Linked DNA regions of Homo sapiens: regions 1 and 2 are each linked to region 3. The links are chromatin loops, found by intact Hi-C in ENCODE. Cell type or tissue: CD14-positive monocyte. All regions are shown on one strand.

Region 1 (2,500 bases), 140 kb after region 3:
TATTGCCAAAGATTTTTTCTCATTAATCTTTTTAAAAGACCTCAGGTTTTATTGATTATTTTTTCTCTTGCATCAATGTCTGCATCTATTTTTATATTTATTGCTCTTTTCCTAGCTTTTTAATTGAAACCTTAGATCATTTAAAAGTGAGTCTTTCTTTTTTTTTTTTTTATAAATATGTTCAGTGCTATAGCAGATTTGCCTCTGAATTTTACTTTGGTCATATCCCTCAGATTTGACTAAGTAATACTCTTTATCAGTCAGGATCAAGTCTGAAAAACAAACCACAGAAAGAATGTAATTGGTTACACAGTATCTTATGTGGGTTCTCTAGAGGTGGAGCCTAAGAGGAGAATCCATGTGAAAGTAGTTTATTAGGAAGACACTCCAGGGAAAACTGGGAGGGGAGTGAAGTTGTAGGATCAGAAAAGCGAATCCATGGACGGTGACTCTGGCACAGCCCCACAGGGGAGCTCTGGAGACAGTGTAGGTCACATCTCTCAGAGTCATCCTGATCAGAGGCAAGGGAGCTACATTGTTAAAGCTTCCATGGTCATTTATTCATGGCTGCCTCGGGCGGACAAGAATTGTCAGGCACTTCTCACTCTCTGGGCACATACGAGGGAGCACAGATGCTGGCTGTGAAAGCACGCGGTAAGCCTGTGTGCACAAGATGCTGAAGGGATCAGAAGGAGTGTGGGTGCTACACACAGGGCTGACAGCACACAGGAACCTGAGGTAATGTGATAACTGTAGGAAGCAGCTTGTACCCACTGGGTCTAGGAGAACAAAGAGAGGTTAGGGTATCAGAACCAAGAAGCAGGAGAGACAAACCCTGGTAGAAATGGGACTCCAACTGTAAGGAAGGCATACTACCCAGCAGATGATGGAGGAGAGGCCCTGCAGGGCTGGGGCTCAGATTTTGAGGAAAAGATGCTATCCATTTGGTGCTTCTGCTCTGAAGCTGCACAGGGAGGTGGGCTCTGAGGGGGAAAAAAAGATGCTAGAACCAACTGTTACTGCCAGGGTGAGGGACCGTTGCTGGGGTGATGAAAGCAAATAGGAAGAAGCAAGTGTCTTCCTTCTCCATCCCTGCAGCCTCCCTCTCGTGCCCCCTGCTGGCAGAGCTGAGCAGGGAGCTGCTGCCCAGCAGAAAGTTTTACAGAGTTTTATCCCCAGCATCACAAAGCAGAGGATGGGGTTTGGGGCCAATAGACAAAAGCTTCATAACTGACATATCTTGTCATTGTTCATTTCTAAATAGCTTGAGATTCCCATTTTGAGTTCTTTAACCCAAAAAATATCTTAGAAAAGTATCTTTTAATTTCCAGATGTGTAGATTTTTTTTTTCTGCTGTTAATTTCTAATTATATTGCATTGTAGTTGGTGAATGTGGCCTATGTGTACTCTACTTGATGGATTTTGTTGAAATTTTCTTTGTGGCCTTAATATCTGATCATTCTTGGTAAATGTTCCAAAAGTGTTTGAAAATAATGTATATCCTATTTGTTTATTTGATCTATTGCTTTCTGAAAGAAATATGCCAAAGTCTGTCACTGGCACTGTGATTAATCATTGACAATTTCTCTTCATATGTCTGTCAATTTTTACTTTCTATTTTTTAAAGTTATGTTGTTAGGTACAGAAAGATTCATGACTTGCTTTGATTTCTTTTGTCTGATTAATCTTGCCACACCTGCTTTTTGTTGTTAGAATATGTCTGGTAGCTCTGGTAGCTCTTTTTCCATCCCTTTACTTTAAGCCTTCATGGGCTGACTTATTTTAGGTATGTCTCATATAAATGCACACAGTTAAATGTTTTAAACAAATTTGAAACTCTCTGCTTTTAAAAAGCAAATTTAGTTCGTACACATTTATTATGATTACTTGTATGTTTAAACTTATGCCTGCTATTTTATTTTGTAATTCAGCTTACATGAATTATTTTTTCCTCATTTCTGTGTTTAATCTAGTTTTATTTCATAAAATAATACACTGAAATGAAAATAAAGTGATAGATGTAAGCTCAAACATGATTTGCAGAATATATATCATATTCTTCTTGCAGTTCCTTTTTTCATTTTTTTTTTTTTTTTAAGAGACAGGGTTTCACTCTTTTGCCTAGATTGGAGTGCAGTGATGCCATCATAGCTCACTGCAACTTTAAACCTCCTGGGTGGACCCAAGTGATCCTCCACCTCAGCCTCCTGAGTAGCTAGGACTACAGGTACACACCACTACACCCATTATAGTTTACATTTTTTTGTAGACACAGGGTCTCACTGTGTTGCCCAGGCTGGTCTCAAACTCCTAGCCTCAAGCAGTCCTCTGCCTCAGCTTCCCAAAGTGCTGGGATTACAGGTGTGAACCACCCACTGCACCTGGCCTGCAGTTACTTTTATTTCAAGTCTTTCATGTGAATTCTAAAGTTTACTCACTAGTGACTTTATGATTTTTGAATGGCAAACCTTTTGAGTCTGTATTCTTGTGAAACTTGTTA
Region 2 (2,500 bases), 55 kb after region 3:
TATTGTCTGTGAGAAGTCAAGTTATCCTGTGTCTTAGGCCAAGGAACCTCACTGTGGGTTCCCACAGAGGCTACCAAATTACATGTATCCTACTCATGGGGCCTAGGGGTTGGGGTGACCCTGCACTGCTGTGTCCCTAACCACAAGACCCCCTTCTTTCTTCAGTGGTGTTCTCCATGTCCTTTGTACAAGGAGAAGAAAGTAATGACAAAATACCTGTGGCCTTGGGCCTCAAGGAAAAGAATCTGTACCTGTCCTGCGTGTTGAAAGATGATAAGCCCACTCTACAGCTGGAGGTAAGTGAATGCTATGGAATGAAGCCCTTCTCAGCCTCCTGCTACCACTTATTCCCAGACAACCACCTTCTCCCCGCCCCCATCCCTAGGAAAAGCTGGGAACAGGTCTATTTGACAATTTTGCATTAATGTAAATAAATTTAACATAATTTTTAACTGCGTGCAACCTTCAATCCTGCTGCAGAAAATTAAATCATTTTGCCGATGTTATTATGTCCTACCATAGTTACAACCCCAACAGATTATATATTGTTAGGGCTGCTCTCATTTGATAGACACCTTGGGAAATAGATGACTTAAAGGGTCCCATTATCATGTCCACTCCACTCCCAAAATTACCACCACTATCACCTCCAGCTTTCTCAGCAAAAGCTTCATTTCCAAGTTGATGTCATTCTAGGACCATAAGGAAAAATACAATAAAAAGCCCCTGGAAACTAGGTACTTCAAGAAGCTCTAGCTTAATTTTCACCCCCCCAAAAAAAAAAAATTCTCACCTACATTATGCTCCTCAGCATTTGGCACTAAGTTTTAGAAAAGAAGAAGGGCTCTTTTAATAATCACACGGAAAGTTGGGGGCCCAGTTACAACTCAGGAGTCTGGCTCCTGATCATGTGACCTGCTCGTCAGTTTCCTTTCTGGCCAACCCAAAGAACATCTTTCCCATAGCATCTTTGTCCCTTGCCCCACAAAAATTCTTCTTTCTCTTTCGCTGCAGAGTGTAGATCCCAAAAATTACCCAAAGAAGAAGATGGAAAAGCGATTTGTCTTCAACAAGATAGAAATCAATAACAAGCTGGAATTTGAGTCTGCCCAGTTCCCCAACTGGTACATCAGCACCTCTCAAGCAGAAAACATGCCCGTCTTCCTGGGAGGGACCAAAGGCGGCCAGGATATAACTGACTTCACCATGCAATTTGTGTCTTCCTAAAGAGAGCTGTACCCAGAGAGTCCTGTGCTGAATGTGGACTCAATCCCTAGGGCTGGCAGAAAGGGAACAGAAAGGTTTTTGAGTACGGCTATAGCCTGGACTTTCCTGTTGTCTACACCAATGCCCAACTGCCTGCCTTAGGGTAGTGCTAAGAGGATCTCCTGTCCATCAGCCAGGACAGTCAGCTCTCTCCTTTCAGGGCCAATCCCCAGCCCTTTTGTTGAGCCAGGCCTCTCTCACCTCTCCTACTCACTTAAAGCCCGCCTGACAGAAACCACGGCCACATTTGGTTCTAAGAAACCCTCTGTCATTCGCTCCCACATTCTGATGAGCAACCGCTTCCCTATTTATTTATTTATTTGTTTGTTTGTTTTATTCATTGGTCTAATTTATTCAAAGGGGGCAAGAAGTAGCAGTGTCTGTAAAAGAGCCTAGTTTTTAATAGCTATGGAATCAATTCAATTTGGACTGGTGTGCTCTCTTTAAATCAAGTCCTTTAATTAAGACTGAAAATATATAAGCTCAGATTATTTAAATGGGAATATTTATAAATGAGCAAATATCATACTGTTCAATGGTTCTGAAATAAACTTCACTGAAGAAAAAAAAAGGGTCTTTCCTGATCATTGACTTGTCTTGGATTTGACACTGAACAGTAAAGACAAACAGGGCTGTGAGAGTTCTTGGGGGACTAAAGCCCACTCCTCATTGCTGAGTGCTGCAAAGTACCTAGAAATATCCTTGGCCACCGAAGACTATCCTCCTCACCCATCCCCTTTATTTCTGTTGTTCAACAGAAGGATATTCAGTGCACATTTGGAACAGGATCAGCTGAAGCACTGCAGGGAGTCAGGACTGGTAGTAACAGCTACCAGTGATTTATCTATCAATGCACCAAACATCTGTTGAGCAAGCGCTATGTACTAGGAGCTGGGAGTACAGAGATGAGAACAGTCACAAGTCCCTCCTCAGATAGGAGAGGCAGCTAGTTATAAGCAGAAACAAGGTAACATGACAAGTAGAGTAAGATAAAGAACAAGAGGAGTAGCCAGGAAGGAGGGAGGAGAACGACATAAGAATCAAGCCTAAAGGGATAAACAGAAGATTTCCACACATGGGCTGGGCATGGTGGCTTACGCCTGTAATCCCAGCACTTTGGGTGGCAGGGGCAGAAAGATCGCTTGAGCCCAGGAGTTCAAGACCAGCCTGGGCAACATAGTGAGACTCCCATCTCTACAAAAAATAAATAAATAAATAAAACAATCAGCCAGGC
Region 3 (2,500 bases):
AATGTAAACTATAACTAAATAAAGATTATTTTAAAAGAAATTAATGCAGCTAACCGTGACCCCTGGCAAAATAAAATAGTGTATATGTACGTGCATATACATGCAAAGAAATGAGTTGAAACTAGAAGGATGCCAATCAAATAATAACATGGTCATCTTGGGGTCGGAGTACATTTGGGGATGAGGGGAGCTGTAAAAGCAGACTTGGACCTTTTCTTCTACCAGTACCGTGTCATTTGAATTTTGGAAAGAAAAAAAAAAACTCAGAAGGAGGAGAAGGAGCAGGAGGAGAAGAAGATGGATCTTAAGTGATTTGCCCGGGAGCACCTTGAGAAGGTGAGATTCAAGTCTAGGTCTAAGCTTTCTAATTCCATGAGTGGGAGTGACCCACGTCCAAGAGGAAGCTCAAAAGGAAGATGTTCTCCATCATCTCTTGCTCATCCTAACAGCATGCAAAACCACATCCAATGCAGCTCAGAAAACTCCCAAATTGCCAAATTTCATTGGAAACACTTAATGCTGTGGTTTCCAATTTCAACTGTAAAGTAGGTATGTATGCCATTGTTACCATTAACTTCTCAGAAATGGAGAGAGCTCTCTTTCCGCCTCCTCCCCCTCTGCTGTGGCTTTGGTGAGACGTGCACTCAGGCTCACCTGTCTCCATGATCTCCAGTAAGTACACATGAGCAGAGAGGCCTCAGCTCAGCTCTTCCTGGTCCCACCAGGGTTGATTCTTTGAGAATTCTGGAATGCCACATCCTAGGCCCCCCAAAGAAATCCTGCATCTTACCCCCAGAAATATGAATCATAGCAAATTTCAAATCAACCATCGTTTAATACTCACAGACTGGGCACATCCAAAAACATATTTTCAGTTTTACAACAGTGCCTGGTGCATATCGGCACTATTTGTGGAAGCAATAAATCGACACGGAGCTGAAACACAAACAAATGCCAAATTGTTTTTATAACACCTGATTTTCTTTCTGTTTCTTTATGCAGTTTAGTTTTGTTTTGCTTAACTCTACCTCAGACCATAGTCTGGTAAACTCACCACCCAGAAGCTCCCTTGAAATGTGGGTATGCAGCCACTAGGTGGCAGGAGAGAGTTTCCTGCCTGGAGGGAGGACAGCCACTCTGTCCCCGGGTCAGGCCAGGGCCACCCTGCTACCTGCAAAATTAGCATGGGGCTTTATGAACCACAGCTTCCTAATAAACACAGGATCTGTTTGATAGAGCCTCCAAAACACGCCTACCTAGTGATGAAAGACTCAACTTCAGAAGAAAACCTTCATGGCAAACATCTTCAGAGATGTTTCCAACTTAAGGTTCTGAACACAGACGCTTCCCCAGAAAGCCATTGTTTCTCAGCACCTGGGAGCCTTGCTTTGCTTTGCTTACAGACTCGCTGTTCTTAAATCACTGCCAAGATAACATCTGTCTCTTCTCTTACCCTCTATTTCGATATAAGGACTCCTCACTCTTGTTGCTTCCTATTGGCTACCTCTCCACAGGGAGAAATCGCTGATTTAACAGCAGTCAATATCCCAAATCTGGAACAGGGAACAGGGAAGCATTTAAAAATTGGAGAATTTAGGCCGGGCACAGTGGCTCATGCCTGTAATCTCAGCACTTTGGGAGGTCGACGTGGATGGATCACTTAGGAGTTCGAGACCAAGCCTGGGCAACATGGCGAAACCTCATCTCTACAAAAAAAAAAAAAAAAAAAAAAAAAAACCCAAAAATTAGCCGGGCATGGTAGTGCACACCTGTGAGCCCCAGCTACTCAGGAGGCTGAGGTGGCAAGACTGCTTGAGCCCTGAGGTCGAGGCTGCAGTGAGCCGAGATCACACCACTGCACTTCAGCCTGGGCAACAGAGTGAGACCTTGTCCCAGATAAATAAATTAAATTAATTTAATTAGAGGATTTAAGGATTTTCCCTACAGACACCTCCTTATTTTCTCTGGCCTTTTCTGACTACTCTCCCTAACTCCCTGCTCCTCTGGTCTCCCAAAACTACTCCAGAAAAAAAAAAGGGGGGGAGGGACTAAAGGAAAGCCAGGTGACAGTGCCAGTGTGACAGATGACAAAGCATCTGCCCGAACAAACCGTAGGTCCCTGAACTTTCTCCAAGACCTATCTGTGGACTTACCTATGAAAACCAGTTTTAGCAAAAACCCTCCTAAGCCAGTTTATCAAGATCCCCTTATCCTCAATATCCATCTGATTGGATTCTTCATCCCCCACCATTCCCCAGTGATGTCACCAGGCCTTTCTTCAGCAACAGTAGTTAGTGGGTGTAGCCAGGACGCCCCCTCACCCCTGATATGCCCTTTTAGTAATTCTTCATCCACAGGTTCCCACCCTGCTCCTAGGCTATACATTCCCATTTGCCCATGCTGCATTTGGAATTGAGCCCAGTTCTATACTGAGGTCTTACTTCACCTCTCGCCATAGTCCTGAATAAAATTGGTTTTCACATTTAAAAACTGTCCAGCT

What was found. Peaks named below come from ENCODE experiments on the same cell type or tissue, not always from the same donor. Only the 100,000 strongest peaks of a DNase experiment are listed, where the experiment ranks them.
Region 1: a loop joins it to region 3, with 6 times the contacts of the local background. A loop is called at or near these places in 67 of 110 quality-filtered maps.
Region 2: a loop joins it to region 3, with 4 times the contacts of the local background. A loop is called at or near these places in 10 of 110 quality-filtered maps.

Annotation. Positions count from the first base shown.
Region 1 is chr2:112,748,463-112,750,962 of GRCh38, reverse strand. The region is part of intron 5 of CKAP2L (cytoskeleton associated protein 2 like); the gene reads left to right. Among named protein-coding and RNA genes, the nearest start is that of CKAP2L, 15 kb to the left of the region's middle. RefSeq lists an enhancer at 909-958. In CD14-positive monocyte, CTCF peaks have their summits at 923 and 1,128 (motif pointing left); a DNase peak (open chromatin) is centred at 1,092; H3K27ac peaks cover 833 bases.
Region 2 is chr2:112,829,088-112,831,587 of GRCh38, reverse strand. IL1B (interleukin 1 beta) reads left to right here. Exons shown (of 7, transcript NM_000576.3): 6 at 166-296; 7 at 1,015-1,837. The coding sequence ends at 1,227. Among named protein-coding and RNA genes, the nearest start is that of IL1B, 6.4 kb to the left of the region's middle. In CD14-positive monocyte, no CTCF peak of the experiment used is centred here; DNase peaks (open chromatin) are centred at 907, 1,367 and 2,267; H3K4me3 peaks cover 287 bases; H3K27ac peaks cover 228 bases.
Region 3 is chr2:112,883,694-112,886,193 of GRCh38, reverse strand. No RefSeq gene overlaps it. Among named protein-coding and RNA genes, the nearest start is that of IL37, 26 kb to the left of the region's middle. In CD14-positive monocyte, CTCF peaks have their summits at 889 and 1,089 (motif pointing right); DNase peaks (open chromatin) are centred at 463 and 1,103.